2 separate regions of the Mus musculus genome follow, and region 1 is linked to region 2. Evidence: chromatin loops called from intact Hi-C (ENCODE). Cell type or tissue: heart. All regions are shown on one strand.

What was found. Peaks named below come from ENCODE experiments on the same cell type or tissue, not always from the same donor. Only the 100,000 strongest peaks of a DNase experiment are listed, where the experiment ranks them.
Region 1: it touches region 2 in a loop (27-fold over the local background); 20 of 42 quality-filtered maps call a loop at or near these places.

What each region holds. Positions count from the first base shown.
Region 1 is chr8:23,342,889-23,345,388 of GRCm38, forward strand. No RefSeq gene overlaps it. Among named protein-coding and RNA genes, the nearest start is that of Gm24335, 54 kb to the left of the region's middle. In heart, a CTCF peak has its summit at 1,467 (motif pointing right); no DNase peak of the experiment used is centred here.
Region 2 is chr8:23,530,627-23,533,126 of GRCm38, forward strand. No RefSeq gene overlaps it. Among named protein-coding and RNA genes, the nearest start is that of 4930413E20Rik, 2.6 kb to the right of the region's middle. In heart, a CTCF peak has its summit at 1,319 (motif pointing left); no DNase peak of the experiment used is centred here; H3K27ac peaks cover 427 bases.

The sequences.
Region 1 (2,500 bases), 190 kb before region 2:
ATTTTGGCTGGGTACAGCCTTCTGGTTGGTCAGTGCTTTCCTTGGTACCAGGAAACTCTCCCACCATTCTCTCCTGGGGTGCTCAGACAACATGAGTATTCTGCAGTCTGTCCACTTCTTTTCTCTCCGTGCTTTGAAGATTTTCTCATGGTCTTTGACCTTTGAAAGCATGATTATAATGTCTTGGGGGTCCACTAGGGTCTATATTTGAATATTTGTATCTTCCTTTGTTTGGGAAATTTTCTGCTATTATCTCTTTGAGTAAGCTCCCTTTGACTTCCAGAGGACTTTGAACTGCAATAATCCATATTTTTCTTTTTTGCCTTTAGTGTGACCCCAACATTCTCCCAATTTCTTCATTCTTCTTCACTCTTTTCTTTAATAAGTCTGAATTCAGCCTCACCCACTTTTCCTTTGATATATTTAATACTGGTGCTTTTTTCAACATTTGTTATTTCACTTAATTTACTTATTTAAATGTATTTCCAGTTCAAAGATTTTTGTTTAATTTAAAAAGAGTGACTACTATTTCTTTACTAAGTTTCTCTATTAGAGTATTGAGGGTATGTGTGTGTGTGTGTGTTTTCTTGAACTTGTCTGGCTTCCTTAACTGTTTTTATTAGTTACCTTTTTGGTTGCTGTGATAAAATACCATGTGCAAGGAAACTTATATTAGAAAGATTTTATTTGGACTCATGGTTCCAGAGGGATCAGATCCAGTCATGGCAGAAGCTATGGTAGCAAGTAGCAGACAGGATAGCAACAGCAGGAAGCTGAGCACACATCTTTAAATGTTAGCAAACTGAAAGTACAATGGAGCTCTATACCCTCAAAGGCTTCCCTTTCCTTTGATGGTCTCCTTCCAGCACTTCCAAGCCTGCCCCAACAGCGCCACCAACTGGAGACCACGTGTTCAGACACCGGAGCCTGTGGGGGACATTTCTCATTCAAACCACTGCACAGCTGCTCTAAACCTCCACTTTAGGCTTTATCCCTGTTGGTTATGACTGATTTCTGTACCTCATTTTCACTCTTAGATGGGGTCATGGATCATTGAAATTTTCCCCCTTCCCCCAGCTTTGGAAAAATTTAAATTAACGCATATTTCTAGTACATAGAAATGGGATTCACTGGCCTTTCCATACATGAAATCAGGTATTGATCATATCTGTTTTCTACTTACTGCCTTTGTTCCTTTCTCTTCCCTTTCTTCTAGCTTCTTTATCAATTCCTAATCATCTCTTTTTACTGGAAGTTCTTAATGTTGCTCAGTGTGCAATGCAATCTGTGCATTAAAATCCTGCATTTATTGAAGTCTGTGCTTTCTTTTCCAGAAATTCTAAGCAGACTGATTATTTCCTCCGACATTGTTGTCACCCCTACAATCTCAGCACTTGCTGTCACCCCAAGACCGGGTTTGCCATAAGGATACTTTTGTCTGTTATCACCGTTTCAACACTAGAGGGCGACCCAAACCCAGCTTTGTCTTAGACCTTCTGTTGGTGCATTGTTTAGAATGAACTGTGAATGAGTGTCTACACCTCTCTGTGCCTCCCTCAGATAAGGGTGACCCAGGCATGTCATCCAGAGTCACTGCTAGCCAGGTTCTCCAGTGTACTGTTTGGTTAAGGCAGACTCACTGTGAGTCAAGCATTGCAATGCCATTTCTTGAATACAAAGATCACCACAGCACTAGTGCAGGACCAGTGATGGGAGAAAAATGAAGCATATGAAATGAATCAGAATAAGGAAAGAATAGTTGAAGAGATCCTGGATCTCAAAGGCAGTGGCAAGATACTTGAAAATGTCAGGGAAGAAGGTGGGTGGGGTCCAGGACAAGAAGCCAAACTGAACACAGCTGTACATTTAGCAGCCTCCTGAAAGAGACCCAAAAGCCACAAGCAAGCAGCTATTCTCATTTCTGGTAAAGTAGACTTGAATTTCAAACTACAGAGATGTGAAAAGGGTGATGGTCATACGTTAATAAAGGGGCTGATGCCTCAAGAGGAATTCCACAATCGTGAACATCTAGGCAATGAAAGAGTTCTCAATGTCATCAAATGCACTAAGCAAGCATGACAGTTCAGGTAGACTCTGATACGACCATGGAGAGAGACTTGAATACCCCATGATCATCTTTAGGTAAGTCATCCAAACTCAATCTCAGCAAAGACACCTTAGAGTGAAATTATCCTATAGATCAAAAGGCTCTAATATTTCTAAAGAATATCCCATCTAACAGATAGGGAATAGAGATTATTCACCGTGGCACATGGAGTTTTTTCTAAAATTGATCATACTATAAGTCACAAAGTAAGTCTTAAGAAATTTTTTAAAAATGGAATGAACCATGTTTTTTTTTATTAAACCATAGAACAAAACTTGAAAGTAACAGCAATAGAAACAATAGAACTACAAAAGCTGCAAACAAATAGCACACTTCTGAACAAACAGAAGGTGCCGAAGAAATCAAGGAGGAAATTCTAGAATTCCTAGAATT
Region 2 (2,500 bases):
TACAACCCCAGGCTGAGAACTGCTAGGTGAAAACATTCATTAGAACAGAGCCCTCTAGGCTTTAGAAACTAGAGATGCACTTCACTAGCCTAGATGTGTCTCGGGTCATGAAGTAATAAGATCCACAGCCACGGGCTCAGGAATTTTCTCTATCATTCCCAGGACTGAAACAGGTGGAGACAGGAATGAACCTTGGCGCTGTCAGGAGCAGAGTGTTTGAGGCACCCCCCAAAGAAGAGAGATTTCAAATAGCTTTTTAAAAACTTGTTTCTGCCTGGCACAGGGTTATAAAATATCAAGATGGTGGTGTCTAAACCCAAGCTCTTGTCTGCAGGTATCAACTTGAAGTGGAAGTGGCATTGATGGCCTGTCTATACTGCCCTTTCTCTACAGCCTGGCAACTTAGAGGAGAAACATCTCAGGTAGGAGAAAGAGAGACAAGGGGAGGGGGATAGGAGAGAATTTTTGATTGAGCATCTGTCTGGGGGGATTCTGTGGACTTGAAGCTTGACTTTCAGATCGATTGCCTGTTATGTGCATCATGTGCAATGGCTGACATATATTCTGTGGCCTTTCTAGCAATTGGTGACTTTTCTAAAGTTAGGTTCCCTTGCTCTTCCTCTGTCCTCACAGGCCCTAAATTTATTTTTAGCCTTGTTTACAAAGCTTGTAAACACACACACACACTCACACTCATCCCACATCACAAACCACACACCCGCTCTGGTCAAAGATGCTCCTGTCAGACCATGAGGCTGACCACAGCATGGAACACTGGGAAATCAAGCTACTTAAGAAAACTGGCAAAAAAAAAAAGGGGGGGGGGTTACTCAGCAAATAACGTTTTAAATTGGTCATTTTATTAAGAATTGTCAGGAAGACAAATTAATATAAAGTAGCTTTAGGAAGAAACTCAAATGTCTGAGTCCCCTGCTTAAACCAGAAACGGTATGGTTTGAGGCAGGAGGCTGGAAAGGGGAAATGGACTGGAGGAACCAGAAACAACCTCTATGTGATCAAGCCAGATCTCTTGACACTGCCTAGGCTCAGCCATCCTAGGACCCTACCAAGTCCCAGAGCAGCGGTCTATGGCCCACAGGGGTTGTGATTTCCTGTACCAGGTGCTACAGCGTGCACCATGCAAATGGAGGGACTGGCTCAGCTCAGCTGTAAGAGGCCCAGACATACAAAACTTGCTCCAGAGAGCAGTGAGGCTCCAAGGTCCTTCCCACAGACTTGGAAGGAGTAACAAAGGTACTTGTGAAGGGATAGCAGACACCTGGCCGAGCTTCCCGGAAGGCTTGTGGAACCCTGGTGCCATCTGATGGCCACGGTGGGGAATGAATAGGAGACAGGAGCTGGACTGCTTTGGGTGGACCCCGAAGATGGCTTTCAGCTCTGAAAGTGTTTGACTTGACAGGTTTAAGCCCAGAGTCCCACAGCGCTGAAGTGACTAGTGCGCCAGATAGAGATCTGCTCCTCCAGGAAGTCTTTGGATGGTCTAACCCTGTCGGTTCGGTTAGGTGTGGCTGGGGGTGGAGGGTGGGTTAGGTTTTTATACAGCATTAGAGAATACAGAAGTGAGGTAGGGCAGACTGGGAGGTGTTCCAGGCCAGAGCGCGAAGGACAGCATTGAGTCAGGTAAGCCGTGGTCCTGAAGCATGAATGGCTGTATATGGGTGGACCGCTGGTTGGTGGTATAGGGATGGCATGTAGATTTCCTTTCCCCTCTGAAGCCCTGTCATCCTGCCTTCCTCTCGTCTACCTCTCTCTTTTTCTCCCATCTGTCTTAGGGTTTCTATTCCTACACAAAACATCATGACCAAGGAGCAAGTTGGCGAGCAAAGGGTTTAATTCAGCTTACAGTTCCACATTGCTGTTCATCACCAAAGGAAGTCAGGACTGGAACTCAAGCAGGTCAGGAAGCAGAAGCCATGGAGGGATGTTCTTTACTGGCTTGCTTCCCCTGGCTTGCTCAGCTTGCTTTCTTATTGAATCCAGGACTACCAGCCCAGGGACGGCACCACCCACAATGGTCCCTCCCACCCTTGATCACTACTTGAGAAAATGCCTTATAACTGGATCTCATGGAGGCATTTCCTCAAGGGACTCTCCTTTCTCTGTGATAACTCCAGTTTGTGTCAAGTTGACACATGAAACCAGCTAGTACACCCTCTTATCTGAGCCTTTGACTGGAAGGAAAGCAAATTTAAATCCATAAAGATAAGACAGACTCTCAGTTCTCTTTCTGTAACGGTTATTCATGAAAAATAAAATAAAATAAATGCCAATGTCAATCTCCCAGAAATAATTTGGGGCCACCTTTTTGTAGATTTCCAGGCAGCAGGTTGTTTCAAGGGACGTAAGACTCTACATCTTAGCCAAGAAAGCAGTTCCTTTTTAAAGGAACCTTTGTAGTCTTTAGGTCCCTTGACGTGGTCGGGGCTGCTGTGGGAGGGCTTAGAGGCTATTATACAGCAGCCATTGCTCTATGGAGGGT